2 separate regions of the Mus musculus genome follow, and region 1 is linked to region 2. The links are chromatin loops, found by intact Hi-C in ENCODE. Cell type or tissue: heart. All regions are shown on one strand.

Region 1 (8,000 bases), 57 kb before region 2:
TGGTGACAGTTAGGTCTGGTGGTTCAGGAGGCTAGAAGGCTAGACTCGTAGTGGACCCAGTTCTTGCAAGTTGTTCTTTCTAACTAACACCCCGACTCCTTCTCCACCAGTCTCATCCTCGGGCTGTTAGGATCCAGATATCTTCAGAGGTTCTGATGAAAGATTCTCCACCCAGTATGAAGAACAGTTCATCCCATCTCCAATGATACTGGCCCTCCCTAAGCCACTAGATTTTCCAACCCAGACAGCAGAAAAGCCCCCTGACTGGTTTTCTCCAGAGCAGCATCTTAATGTACAGACTGGATTAGGTCATGTCCCACTCTAAAATGACTAAGTGGCTGCCAGTTGCAATTAAATTAAGAGTTAGAGTCACTGAAATATCAAACAAGAAAGACATGTATGATTTGCCCTCTGCTTACCCCTCCAGCTCCCTTCCCGTCAGCCTGCTGGGCTTCTTTCAGCTGCTCATTCATAGCAACCACTTTCCTATTCAGGCCCTTTGTAACTCTGTGTACTCATCCTTCAATCTCTGTCCTTTCTCTGTGTCCTTGGATGGTTTCCTTCCCTTTTTAGACTATGATTCTTCACCTAACGACTTTTCACCTTGTCTCTTTGTGTAATGCGCTCCCTTTGCTGATGGGTGGCCAAGTGGATAGGATTATGTCTATATCTGTGGCTCAGTGTTTTGTACATATCTGGCACATTATAGATGCTCATAAACAAAGGCCCACATGCTTTGGGTGGACATCCATATCCTTAAAAGCTGTACATAGCATGCTGATCATTCAGATCTGTTGGATACTGAATTGAAGGGTGACTAGCCTTGCCTTCTGGAAACCCGCCCATGGATGAGGGAAAACCTCCATCTGAAAAACTAATGCTCAGTGGGACTGAGAACAACCTATCAGATGGCACAAGTGATGGGTTAAGCAGGAAAGGAAGCTCGTGAATAAATAAACACATTTCATTGTGGCTAGTATTTTCTTTGGAAGATAAGACTCATTCTTGGGGCATTGCAGAGGTGACAGGTGGCATTTTTGACCTCTGATGTCATCCAAGAGCTTTAAACTGGAATGGAATGAGGCTGACCCCCCATGCCATGCACTATATTTAGAAGGGATTTAACATTTATTCCTAATATCTGAATATGACTGGACCTGCCATACTCCATTGTTTTTGTACACTGAAAGGGTTAAGCTGAGACTAAGTCTGACGCTTGCTGAAAGACAATCGAGACACTTTGATGTGTTTTAGTGTCTTATTATCTGTAAAATAATACACCTCATGACCTTGGAAAGACAATAACTGGTAATGACGGTGTCCAATGTTTCTGTCCTTAGAGTCTCCTGAAAGTAGGAAGTAACAGGCACAGAGCAGAAGTGCTTGAAGATCTCAGGCTGTCTGCAGGGATGTGGCATGGAGTCTGAATAAGTACCAAGAACCACACTGTCCTTCACTGTTTCCAAAGCCTGTTGACATGGAATTTCACTCACTTGTCCCATCTGTAGCCAGTAAGATCCCCATCCTACGGACAAGGAAACTGACGCACTGACTACACTTACTTGAGATCACCAGGTAATAGAGCAAGAAGAGTTTCTTGGACTGGAACGATCCACCCCACCACACAACTTCCCATCCTTTCCCTCCCACAGCCTCATCGGTATTATGTTTACTTCTTCCTTAAGAAAAATATAGAACCTTGATTCTGATTTCTGTGCAAAGCAATAGCAGGGATTTCAAAATGCGATCTAAGCCTCCCTCCTCTGTCCCTTACCAGATAGTCAGAAGAAAGTCAGGTAATGGAGCAGCCAGAGAAAACATTACAATCACAGCTTCTGATGCTTCTTATTTCTAGAAGTAATAATTACGAAAGATGTTATTTACTGAGAGAAATTAGTAATAATGGGCTCCACACTGTACATACAGTATGTAACAGCAACCTTATAATGGGCTTCTGTAAGTGTTCCCACTTTGGAGAACACTTTGGTCTGAAGAACTTGGGCCATTTTTGAAAATCCCATGAAAGTTGTTACCCAAAACCTAGGGTCTCAAGAATTACCTGGGAAGCCTTCTAAAAAATTATATAGAGTTCTCATCCCTAAGCCACAGCCCTTAACTGAGACACAGCTCACTTCTCCTTTGTAATTAAGGGTTTAAAGCTACAAAGCAGTCTTTTAACTCAGTGAGCTACCTTCTTCTGCATGAATTTTCTTATAGTTTTAAATTTTAGAGTCCATTGTGTAAAATTTCCGAAATACAAAAACGGTGTGGCTATCTGAGAACATACATGCAACCATCAAGACAGAGGAAAGGACAGGAGTGGGAGCATGGGCTGAAGGTAGGATCTTTGAGGGCAGTTTCTTGTCCTATTTTGCTAGACAGCATCTCAAGTAGTCCAAGCTGATTTCAGACTTGCTATGTAACTATAGATGACCTTAGACGTCTCATCCCTCTGCCTTCAGTTTCTGAGTGCTGAGAGTATAGGCACACACTGTTACTCCTAATTTATACAGCACTAAAGATCAAATCCAAAGCCTTATGTTTGCCAGGCAAGCAAACTACCAATTGAGCTACCTCCCCTAGTCCCTGAGTATGGCTTCTTTGGTCACAGAATTAAAGTTGACTTCTTGAAATACAACCCAGTTTAAACTCAAAGCCACAAGGAATATGTATGGATTAGATAAAAAAAATGTTGTAGCAGTCTTGAAAATGAAAGCCAAGAATAAAGATGGAAGGGGGGGGGGGGCTGGGGGAAGGAAAGAGAAAGACAGAGAGGATAGGGAGAGAGTCTCTCCCTTAATAGTCATACCATAAATTGCTTTCTCCTGCTAGCAACAAACTTTTTCATCCATAACATGAAGTGAAAGACCTCATAAATTGACTGTGGATTCTTCTGTGTTGACCACAAGGCAATGATTATTTAAACCTGAAGGTTTCTGCACGTGTGTTTTTCTAAGGGAGTCACTGGTAGGACTCAGAAGAGTGGACGTTCCGTGCTTTTGTGACTGACACCTCAAAGATAGTACAGGAAGAGTCCCAAGTCCTCCTCAGGCTGGCAGTGCAGTGAACTGGTCTTTTAGACACAAGACGTCTCAGAGCTCTGCCCTGTGGACTACCCCATGCTGATCCATCTGTCAGTCTGCCATTGGCAGAGCTGGCAAGGTGTGGGACACGTGCTTTTGATTATGGAAAGAGATTGAATATAAAAAGCAAAACTTAATCCAAGAAGGAATGTAAATCTCTTCTTCATGCCCTGTTGAAATGTAATGTCAGTACTTAAGAATTCCTTTTGCCACCAAATGGATTCGGGCCAGATCCCAGCTCTCAGCCCCCAAGCTTGGTTATTTTCCTTGTGAAGTTGTAAGGCGAAATGTCTTCATGATTACAAAAAGCATGTGTGGAGAGACGATAATGAAGATAAATCATTTTCCTTTCCCCGATACTCAAGTCCTTTGTGGTATATGCCACATGTAGCTTTAGGGGAAGACAAAAACCAGTATGTATTTATTTATATAGTGTTTGTGACAGAGAGTGTGTGAACCTGAAGTACGAATATAAGTTCCATCCTCTCTGCTCTTTATAGGTAGGAATGTTTTAAAGCAATGCTTTGTAAAAGTCCCCTCGGCAACCTCCCCCAACCCCCCACGCCCAGCATCTTCCCCTGGAGACTATTGCAGAAGTATCCAAAAGATGCATTGCAAGGACTCCGAGCCAAGCCTGATAGATAGCAGTTCATGTTCCTATTCTGTTCCTTTAATCATGGGCTCCCAATCAATCAGCCCCGCCACATCCACGCACCAGTGCTTATTGGCTCTGCTCCCCTCACATATGAGGAATCTAAAACCCAGAGTGTTTTAAATGCCTTGTTGCCAATGCGGCTGCTGTTGTCCTTTCCCCTTGTGTTCAGTTATGGGCAGTTCAGATGGCTCCCTGACATTCCGTTTTCCCACACAGAGCAAACGGGGTTTGATCTGGAGGGTGACGGAGGATCACGCAGTTTGGAAACAAGAGAAGCCTTTGTTACTAGAATTGCTATCATGTCACGGCACTTTGGCTTCTCTACTTTGCTTTAAGTTCTATTCCTGTGGTTTCTTAAAATATTAAGAGTGAGAAATACACAGAACAGGGCTACAACTGCATCTGTGTCTGTGGATAGGCAGCAGCAGGAGCTTCCAGTGCAAACGCAAAGATGCCATGAGACCATTTCACAAACACTTGTAAAAGTGTACACAAAGCTTCCCGGGAGCTTGCCATGAGAAACCCATTTGTTTATCACTGCTTTCTGATTTTCCAAAGCACAGAGACTTATTTCAAACATGGATGATACACACATGAGCAATTTTCAGATAAGAGGAAATCTTTGGCAAAACACAGTCAGGGTGGCTGGTCTCCTGCCCCCTTTCGTCTAGAGGCAGCAAATTGGGCCTTTCCCAGGGCAGGATGGTTATAGCCATCAGATCTCCCATTAATACAGCATTATTATTATTTTCAAAACATGAGCCACATAGTTCTCAGCATCTTTAAAAAAATAGCAGTGCAGTTCATAACTTTTAAGACATTCCAAAGAAGACTAATGTGTACTGATATGATCGAAAAGAAGAGGCAAAGGGCAGGAACTAAGCCAAGCAGTAAAGAGACTCCAGATTCTTCTTGAGAGCTAAGGCGCCATCTGTAGAGACAGAGTTGTGTATCATAACCCTTACTTACTACGTTTCTTTATCAGACAGAGGGAGGGAGGGAGAGGAGAATGGAGGGAGGGAAGGGGAAGGGAAGAGAGAGGAGAGAGGAGAGAGGAGAGAGGAGAGAGGAGAGAGGAGAGAGGAGAGAGGAGAGAGGAGAGAGGAGAGAGGAGAGAGGAGAGAGGAGAGAGAGGAGAGAGGAGAGAGAGGAGAGAGAGGAGAGAGGAGAGAGAGAGGAGAGAGAGAAGAGAGAGAGAGGGGAGAGAGAGAAGAGAGAGAGAGAGGAGAGAGAGATCGATCAAATTCTCCAGTCTTTAAATGAATTCCTAGCTCCTAACCAGAAGGATAACAGTGTTAGGTTAAGGCAGTTGAATACATGTAGAGCTCTCCAACTCATTTTTTTTAACACGGTTGTTGGCATGACTGCGTGGTATCTATTATTATTTATTACCATCATTATTTATTTATTGTGTACATACTACTTATGTGGTATCACTGCCATCTTTTAAGATTGTCTTTGGCTATGTACCAATGAATTAGTATAATCTACTTCCCTTACTTTTATCATTATGAATGCTCATCTTCAAAGCCAGTATGACTGGGGCACACTCCAGGTCCTCAGAAAACTTGGGGTAATCCCAGCGACTCATTATTTCTAATTACCCTGTATCTGGAAGTGTAGTGCTGAGCTCACTCCACACAGCAGCCAAAGGAGGTAGGACTCATCTCACTACTGCCTTCCCCTCAAATAGAAATATGTGTATTTTACAACCTCACCCTTTCAGCCAATGCGTAAAACCTGTGACTATTTCTGGCATTGTTATCTGGAACACAGGATGCAGCATGATTACTGAGTGTTGACACACGCCCAAAAGAGGAGGAAAAGATGAAGCTAATAGGCAATGATTAGGGTTGGGGACAGTATGCTGAGCTGAGAGACTCTGAAAAGACTCATGGTCTATGTTTGCTGATGAAGCATGGCTATGAAAAGCATGGTACCTAATTTGGGACAGTCACTTCCGTAATATTCCTCTGTCACCATTCATTGGGAACACCAAACTTGGGTGGCTACTACATCTGAGATTGCCCAGAGCTTTCCTAACTACTATATTAACCATTCTTTGTCCATACAGCCTCATGCCCAGCCTAAATACATGGCTGCCTATAAGGTAATAAGACCTCTACTTTTAACATATGGAAATGGGTAAGTGCATTTTGAAGAATCACATTCAAAACTTAGGTTTTTCTCTCATGCCACCTCCCAGAATATTTTCACTTTTTCTACTTGTTCCTAAAGGAAGACAAGAAGGACAAAGTGTCCGGGAGGTGGACTCAGCAGAACCACATGAGCAAGGTGGTTTCTTAGGACAGAGTCTCAACAGGTCTGACCACAGTGAAGAGACACATGAGAGATTTTTTTTTAATTTTATAGTTTCTTAGACACTGATCCTGAAGGAAGATTGGTTTTCCTTCTTCACCCTCTTCCAGGGAAGATTCTCTGTGTTGTTGTCTGCTTTCAGAGTGATAGAAGACTGTCAGGAAGCTCACTCTACTCAGCACAAATGTGGACCATTCCACTCTGTCCCCAAGAAGCCTCAAGTAAACCAGAGACAGAGTTTTTAAAGGCAATTCTTGGTGATACATCTCTGTTTCTCTAGGCTGGGTAGCCATGTTGAGATGTATTAGAAAGCAGGTGCATATTGAGCTCATTGAATTTACTTTATTTTGAGGGAACAGGTATATTAAGATTTCAGACCCAAAGAATAATACCCAGGTATACATTGGGTAAAATCATTAGGCCACAATGTATCCAAGAAATGCTTTGATTAGTGTACGTCTGTGGAGTTGGGGCCTGATTGACATAGGCCTGTCATGGCTATTGGAAAGTCAACCTCAAATCGGGAGAAAAAGTGGAGACTTCTCTAAAACCAGGATTACCACCATTCATGTGTTGGGTACAGATAGATCATGAAAATCATCCCAGGGAAATGATGGACAATAATTTCTATAATGAGAGGGAACCAGAAATATGATTTCTGAATATGAAGGCATGCATAAACTCAGATTTCAAGAGCACTTCAGGTCTTACTAGATCTCTTTGGGGAAGTTGGAGAAAGGTTGAATATATTCATACTTGTGTGTCTAACTGTATTCATAGAGATCATAGCCTATGAGTGCTTGCAATAACAGAAAGAAGCAAGCAACCTTGAAGATTTACTGGGGAAGGCTACATAAACTAACCCAAAACTACAACAGTCTGTCTGCGGCATCATGGGTTAAAATGGTGCTCAGATTTCAGACACTAGAACCTCAAAATGGACAGACACTAGGACCTAAATTTGACCCTTAGAATTTGCTATAGCTTGGTCATGGACTAAGACTTCAAAGGCCTTTGTTTCAGTGATCCACAAACTGAAAGTCTTGTAAAACGTACATCTGTCAAATGGAAACATCGATGGGATCTTGTGTTGAGGGGTTTTATCTAAGTGTCTTATTGTTATTTCAACACATGATAACAACAAGGCAGAGTGTTACAACTCTGTATTTGAGCTACAGGATCTCTGGTGTCTGTCTGCCTGGCAAGGTGTGCTAGAACTCAGCTCAGAAGACCTCAGGCAATCAATTCAGGGGAGTGGGGAGTGATTTATAGCAGAACCTTGCAAGCTTAGATGTCACAGCCAAATGGTGGGATGGATGGCTGTGGATTTGATTGTTGGTGGAGGTTGTTAGGAGAAAGTACGACCTTTAACTGCATCAACTCTGAGGACACAGAGGCAAATGTCACTTCACAGACTTTAGAGAGGAAAAAACAAAAATCTACTCAGTTTGCTGATGGTCAGGCCAGTCCAGCAAGGGCGTGGTCACTGAGGACCAACAGTCCAGTTAGAGTTCCTGGCACACAGGATTAGGCCCTGAGGTTCTTTAAGCTAGTCAGTTGTTCCAACCAGGGACTAAACACCCCACATACGTATGTAGGAGGCAGATTTGATGATAAACCTGGGCATGAGCAAGATTTTTGAAAACTGGGGTCATATGCAGCCTTGTGTATTATGGCAACAAAGGTCTCCCTGTGCCCTGTGATTAAAAGGATGCCATTAACACGTGATCTTATCTGCATGACCAAAAACCTGACAAAATTGGCTTTCCCTCCTGAACCCGTTTGTACATGGATCCCTGAGAGATTGCTTTGAAAGATCAGCTGATGAGCAGACACCAGCATCATCTCCCATCATCTCCACAAGGCCCGGCTTCTTATTACAGGAAAACGCAAGCCTCTGTGGGCTCAAGCCACATTAAATCACACTGCCTGTTACTCACAGG
Region 2 (8,000 bases):
ACTTCTTAGTTGTATTACAATTTGTCTTTAATCATGGAGACATTTTAATGAGGCCCAATTTTAGTGTCTGTTACTGTAACTCCATGGGTCTCCATGGTCTTCGGTCCATCCAGAGAGGGCTTGCAGGAGTCTGTAGGATCTGGCCTCTGGCTGGAGCTGTACAAGCCTGGTATCTTCCCAGCTTCAGGGCATAGTGGCATCCACTTAAGACATTTTCATCTTCAAGACAAATCCTTTCCCATTTTCCACAGACAGTGCCTACCCCGTTATTCTAGGTCATCCTGCTTTTTAGAGTCAATGACTTATAAGCAACATCCTCCTTATAGCAGTATTATCTGTGTATATGCATTTCTTTTATTTTTTCTTTTTTTATTATGTATTTTCTTAAATTACATTTCCAATGCTATCCCAAAAGTGCCCCCCCCACTCCCCTACCCACCCATTCCCATTTTTTGGCCCTGGCATTCCCCTGTACTGGGGCATATAACGTTTGCCTGACCAACTGAATAAATATACACCTGTTTCCAGTACCATAGGGTTATCTTACCAAATAGCAAAAACCAAACCAGCCAACCAACGAAATGAAAACCAGATTTTTATAAAAATGTACTTACAGGTTAAAACTCCACGACAGTGCAGTTGGATCTACCTTCTACAGAGCTCATAGTCTTACTACAGTGCTTACAAGAACAGGTAGACAAATATAGGTATGAATAGACTCATGAGTTTCGTACCTGGTTCCCCAATAATATGATTCCTGAAATAGGCACCGTGGAACAGCCACTCCTTTTGAAGGCAGCACAAGTCACTTTGATTTAATGCTTTTTAATTCATGTGGATTGCTGAGAATAATCACTTTCCTGCTATTTGCAGTATTCGTGTTCCAATTTAAGCCACTTTTAAGCAATGTTTCAAAAGAAATCTGTCTGGTTCAGATTATGTGTGAACCTGATACCAGAGGCTGCCGGGTAGTTTCGGATTGCAATGTCAACACTGTGTTCAGTCCTAACACTTCCCAGCGTCTGTTTCCTTCCTGGCTGGCAGGGTTACTGGATGAGCATCTTCATTCTTGAGGGATTGAGTAAGGTGAAGGCTGTCACTGTGGAGAGCGAGTGCCCTTAAAGGATTCGAGGGCCTTTTCTTAGAGGTCATGCATTTTATTTAGTATAACTGAACTAGTTTGTTTCACAAGCTGAAACCATAACCCACCACAATCTATGGTTGCTGTGAAATTACTCCTGTGTTATCACACCCCTGCATTTTACTAAACAGGACCATTTTAAATAGTCCTATGAAATAAACAGTGACCACACACACACACACACACACACACACACACACACACAGTCATTTAGATGCCTTATGGACCCAAACATGTCTCAGTGAGAGTTGGGTGAGACCTCTGGTTTACACTTCTCCTTATTTCCAAAACTCCATATTCCCCATTGTCCCTATGTCAGCACTGCAGTGAGATTCTTCTATTTGAAATATGTATATTTGAACTCATTATCCTAACATAGCTCAGCAGTGTTTGTCTTTTGATTTAATTCTCTTTTCTGGTGGTGAAGTCCAGTGTCCAGGTGCAGCTGTCCTTTGCTGAGTGTAAGAACAAATAATTCCTGCATTATTTATCAGAAGGGTGGGATCAACATCACATACTCTCAACTTTCAATGACTGCCTGCTTCCCTTTCAGCAAAGCTACACTAAGGTTCACCTTCTTATACTCTTGCTAATGGCACTGATCAGCTATTACACAGGCTTTCCTCTTTGGAGACTACAGAAACAAAGAGCCCTAGCAGACAAAATAAAATGCAGTATAGTGTGAAAGGCTTGGTATGCTTAAAAGTCCCAGGGTGCTTTCTTCACATTACTCTTTTCTTCCCAGGAAAATATTTCTTGATAAAGACTTTGCAATTCCCTTTGAGTCAAAGGGGGGATTTTAAGCACCACATAAGAACTGTAAGATGCTATTTTAGAGCACATAAAACCATATGGGTAGTTCATATGTTCCGCCCTAGTCCTGTAATAACCTCTGTGTCTGCTATTTCAATTGCCATGTGGAAAGTTACATTATAAAGTGAACCTTGCCATTATATAAACATAGAACAAAGACACACCTTAGGTCGGGCTTTACAACAAATGGCGGATCATTATTGCTTCCTCTGGTATTTCCTTTGCAGTGCTGATTATGATGAGGTCCTGGCATAATGACAATGGATACCATTCCAAAGAAATTCCATTTTCACTTATGTAACAGGATGCTAGAGTAGGTGCTTATCTGGCCTCTATGTCAACTGAAGCACAAGTACGGTAGGTACCAGTCAGCCATGTGGGTTTGAAATAAAGCCACAGATGAGAGGATTAAAAAAACACACCCCCCCCCCAAAAAAAAACCTCTTTTAGGACTCTCAATCAGGCTGGACACAGTGGTAGAGAACAAAAAAGGATAGAAAGGCTGGCAAAACAAATCCCTTAGTATCCCATTACCGGAGGGATCTCCTGCGCAAGGAATGAAGAGTGGGTACTCTCACCTAGCTACAAACCTAGGGATGGAGGAAGGGACAAGCATAGAGTTCTGGACTTGACCTTGCATTTGGCACACACAGAAGGCTAATAACCAGTTTGTTCCTGAGAAAGCTGAAGTATAAAGATGACTGAGTTCTGTCTGTTTCAGAAAATCCCAGAAGAAAGTTGTAATGATTTATACATGCTTGGCTCAGGGAGTGGAACGATTAGGATGTGTGGCCTTGTTGGAGTAGGTGTATCACTGTGGGGATGAGTTTAAGACCCTCACTCTAGCTGCCTGGAAGTGAGTCTTCTCCTTGCAGCCTTAAGATGAAGATATAGAACTCTCAGATCCTCCTGCACCATACCTGCCTGGATGCTGCCATGTTCCCACCTTGATGATATTGGACTGAACCTCTGAACCCGTAAGCCAGCCCCAATGAAATGTCCTTATAAGACTTGTCTGTTCATGGCAGTAAAACGTTAACTAAGACAGAAGTCTGAGAGGTCAGAGAATATAACAGTAAATGTAGGAAATGTATTCTGTTAGGGTAGATACACTAGGGCTCCCTGGATGGGTTAAGAAGAGAGTGAGACAGAAAGGAGAGGCTAGCAGTGAATAGCTGATCTGCCAGGGGTAAAGGACACTTACATGGCTCAAAATGAGAATGTTTCTGCCAGGCTAAGGGGTACTTGAGGAGTGAGACTACAGGGAACCTACAAAAGCACTCAGTGAGACCCAGAGTTAGTGCAAGCCATAGCTCAGAGAAAGCAAAGCTGCCCACTGGGACACTGTTCTGTCCCTTTACCTTTCCCCCTTATCGCACTTCCTTGCTGGCAGGAAATGTGTGGACAGGAGGGAAGAGGTTAGTAGAGAGTCTCCTTGCCCTGTGCTGGCTCACAGCCTTGACCATGTTCTCCCTGAGGGAGGGGAGGCAAGGTCATCGCTCTCAGCATGATAGGTTCTTAGAATTACATGGGACTGGACCTTCTCGTTCTTGAAGGAGGTTGCTTCTGAATTAAAGTGAACATGGGGCATCTTACTAGAAAGTGGATCATGTTTATGAAGATTCTGCTTGTTAGATCACTGAACCTAGCTTCTTTCTCTCTCTCTCCCAGAAATCAGTCCACACACCCTTGCACTCTCTGTTCATAAAGTTGATAGGCAAAATGTGCTGTGGCCTGTGTTCTTTCTTCTTTTGTGCAAGCCCAGTCCCAGGATACACTGAGTTACAATTTAACTTTATCTAGTGCCTCCTAGATTTGTGATATGATTCTGTTCCCCAAACATATGTAAGATAGAAACTCTCTTTGGGTCATGACACAGGGTTCTGACTCTCCCATTTCTTTTTTCAGGGACCCATCAATGCCTGCCAGTGTAGTGCAGTGACTCTCCTAATGGATGTCCTTGAAGAATTTATCCCAGCTTCCTTATGAACCTGCTAACCTTTACACCACCACCGTGGGATGAGGAAAGATAATTTCCATGTATTCCACGTATCCAAAGGGGATAGTAGACAAGGGCAATAGGCTCTGAATGGTTTCCTCCTTCAGTTGGTCTACTTCTTCGTGCTGAGATTGAGATAAAGACAACAGCTAGGGTTCAAAGTAATACTTAAAGAGACACATAGCAGCTAGGAGAACAGTGGGGGCCTTTGCCATAGGATAGGTTCCAACTCATTGGAACCTACTTGGTTATGTGGAACTCTACAGGGCAAACATAGATTAAACAAACAGCAAGTGGAAACCCGAGTGCAGAGCCAGTGGTTTTAGATGCTTCTTGGGAGAGATTGCAGATCCCCAGTTTGTCTGCTGGCTAATCTGTGCATGGAGGCACTCAGAATAAATGGAGCCAGAAGCTTTAGACAATGGCCTCACTCCTTTTAGGCTGCATGACTCAGATGCAAGGGAATGTTGGATACACAGCATACAATGGGTCTGAAGGCATCTGGGTGGTGCCCTCAAGTTTTGATACTTCATCCTGTGTCTTTCTCGCTAACACAAACTTCTGTACTTTCCCATATTCATTTTTATTTTATTGTTAAGTCAGTTTGAGGATATTAAAGTTAATATTAAATGATACTAACAATGATTTTTTTCACAAATATAACTGAATGCTTTATAAGCTAGGACAGAATAAAGATCTTAAGCTTTGCACAAGGAATGGGTATTTTTGCTTTAGAAATAAATAGCTCTTAAAACTTTTATTTATTTATTTGATTACATGTAGGTGTGTGTGTGTGTGTGTGTGTGTGTGTGTGTGTGTGTGTACACCTCCATGTGCACACAGCATATGTGTGGAGGTCAGAGGACACCTTGTGGGAGTCAGTTTTGCTCTTCCTTCATATGGGTACTAGAAAGTTGTCAAGCTTAGTGCAACATAACTCTGTCCCTACTATTTTTAGTTCAGGATATTCAGGTATTAATTTGCATACTTAAAAATACTATACTGTATTCTGTTTACTTATGCAAAATTTTACCTCAAAAGTTCCATTTTTGAAAAAAAAAGTGACTGTAAGAAAAAAAATCAGTTTTTTTTTCTTTAACTCCTGTTTCCTATTTGTAAAGGTACTAGAAGTATGGTACCATTTATAAACACACAACATGTGTTAAGAACTTTGCTGAGAGGACTGGTGGGAAGGCTCATTGAGTGAAAGTACTTGCTGCCTACCAATCAATGATGTCCTGAGTCTGATCCCTGGGACCCAAAGGATGGAAAGAGAGAATGGATTATCTTAAGTTGTCCCCTGACCTTCACATGCATGCTTTGCTATGCATACTCTTTCTACACATACACACACACACACACACACACACACACACACACATATATATATATATATATATATATATATATATATATATATATACATATACATACACACATGCACATACACATATACACACACATATACATACATACATACACAAACACATTCTTAATTAAATGTAGCCAAAAATTTTAAAAAATATATGTAATATAAAAAATATGCTTAGAGGTTAAAATTTTTCTCTGTTCCACAGTGTTATCCTTTTAGATTGTCTTAGATACATTTTACAAAGGGGAAATGGAGACTTACAATAACTGAAGAGTACACTTTTAGGTGACACCATTTGCACCTGAGCCTCTCTCTGCAGAACAGAATCCATATCTTTTAACAACTATGCCACCTGAATGCAACCTTTTAGATAAATCATGAATGAAGTGTCCAGCTTGCACATGATACCGAATACATAGATGAATAACGAGGGATTAAAGCAATTGCCTTGGAGTGAACTGTATCTCTATTCTGAGTCTGTTACACTTGGGAAGTCCATCCAGAAACAGAACATCTGGTTCATGTCCTACTATGGCAGCTCCTTCAGCCTCTTGCTTTTAGTTTTATGACAAAGCAGAGGCAGGGATGATTGATGTGCTAATTGAAGATCCTTACTTCTAATAAACACTCAGAGCCAGATTTCTAAAACGAATAGCCTCAAGGATGCTTTTGAAGAAGCCCAGAGGATAACATACTTCTCCAGCAGGCCTCAGGTCTGAATAGAGTGGTCCCATCTCCCCCCCTGTAGGCAAATCCAGGCATCCTTCCCTTTTCCACTGAAGAGTCTCTGGTCATCCATGATTGTTTCAGATAGCATTGTTTTCTATAGCTTTTTATTCTGTACTGTGTTCCCAACTACCATTGGCATATACCCCCTTAGCTCTTATTGCTACCATTTGGAGATCATAGACAAGCATACTTTTCTGGGAGGGGGAAGAGGACGTCTTTAGTAATGGTAGATTTATATTCCATATTTTTATTTCAAACTCCATTAAATGCCTCTCGGTAGAAGAAACTAAAATAATAAATCTCTTACTTCTCATTAAGTAATTAAAAGGATAGAAATATAGGAGAGTTTCTCAAAACTCTGATGTTATAAAGGCTATTTCTCTTTGGTGCATTTCCTCCCATTCTGTGTAAGATGCATTTTACTCCACTGAAATCATACTGACGACTAGTAGAGCAATGAGCTATGTTTGTCTTTTAAAGACTACCGAAGCTCTTCATTTCACCAGAGAACTGATGGCTCATATTGACAGAGCCCAACAATTACATTCTGCTACTTTTCTCAAGTCAGGTTTGTTACTGGAAAGGGATGAAAGCAAGAACGGAGAAAGGTTTCTTAGCATATGAAAGTATGAGGATGTTTAAATTACTTGCTTCTTAATTAAAACTCCTTTACAGTTTACTTATGTGGACTGGAGAGATGAGTCAGTGGTTATGGGAACTGGCTGCTCTTCCAGAAGACACAGGTTTGGCTCCTAGCACCTCAGCACAGCTCAGAATCACTTGTAACTCTAGTTCTAGGGGATCAGATAGGATCTTCTGGTCTCCATGAGGACTAGGCACACATGTAATGTGCATATATATATATATATATATATATATATATATATATATATATATATATACATATACATATACATATACATATATATATGCAAAACATCCATGCATGTAAAAATAAAATGATTAAAAAAGAATGTACTTAACCTTAAACAGTTTAATGTACTTATGGGGGTCAGCATTACAACAGCTTTATAATATTGTTACTTTTAAAAAATTTAGGCCGGGCGTGGTGGCGCACGCCTTTAATCCCAGCACTCGGGAGGCAGAGGCAGGTGGATTTCTGAGTTCGAGGCCAGCCTGGTCTACAAAGTGAGTTCCAGGACAGCCAGGGCTATACAGAAAAACCCTGTCTCGAAAAACCAAAAAAAAATAAAAAATAAAAATAAAATAAAAAAAAATAAAAAATTTATAGGTAAGGGTCATACCTATAGACATGACCATCTGTAGTGACAGAGGAATGTGTGACCTGGATCACTGAGTCTCTTGGTATGATTTTGTAGCTCTACAGATTTCCCCAGATTGAAACAGATGAAAAATATCAGTACTGCAACATGGACAGACTCCTACTACCAGCCGTAGATTGGCGGCCTGAAGATTAAGAAACGTAACAGGGAAATGAAGAGTGAAAAGTTAGCTAGCTCTCTTAATCAATTAGAAGTTGAAAAAAGAAGTCTTAGTATTATGTTCTCAATGGAGAGAAAAAGTCACACAAACAAGCCATGGCAGAAGAAATGGCCTAATAACAACGGTTTCTCATACATCAAATGCTTCACAAAGATCAATAGCCAGATGTTTCCTATAGCCATAAAAATGAGCCAGTTGGCTTCTTCTGCTGGCTATGGTGATTTCTGCACTGGCCATGGACCTGGTGATGGTGAACTCTATGTCAGGCACTACACAGGGTGTAACGGGGGCTATGGATGGAGGGAATAAACAATAGTTCCAACCATAGCTGTCGTAAATAATACATGGTACTTCCACACGGATTCTTCTCCAAATGCTGGGTTTCCCATTTAGCAAGCCAAGATATCCAACTGAGCAAACAGCTTAGTGTGTGGAGAAACCTTTATTAGATTCAGGAAAATAAGACTAATCTGTCTGAACAA

The links. A loop is a pair of places that touch in the nucleus more often than their neighbours do. Peaks named below come from ENCODE experiments on the same cell type or tissue, not always from the same donor. Only the 100,000 strongest peaks of a DNase experiment are listed, where the experiment ranks them.
Region 1: a loop joins it to region 2, with 1.8 times the contacts of the local background. A loop is called at or near these places in 4 of 42 quality-filtered maps.

What each region holds. Positions count from the first base shown.
Region 1 is chr8:61,772,854-61,780,853 of GRCm38, forward strand. All of the region lies in intron 2 of Palld (palladin, cytoskeletal associated protein), which reads right to left. Among named protein-coding and RNA genes, the nearest start is that of Gm51576, 91 kb to the left of the region's middle. In heart, no CTCF peak of the experiment used is centred here; no DNase peak of the experiment used is centred here.
Region 2 is chr8:61,830,028-61,838,027 of GRCm38, forward strand. The region is part of intron 2 of Palld (palladin, cytoskeletal associated protein); the gene reads right to left. Among named protein-coding and RNA genes, the nearest start is that of Palld, 69 kb to the right of the region's middle. In heart, no CTCF peak of the experiment used is centred here; DNase peaks (open chromatin) are centred at 1,034, 2,174 and 3,374; H3K27ac peaks cover 262 bases.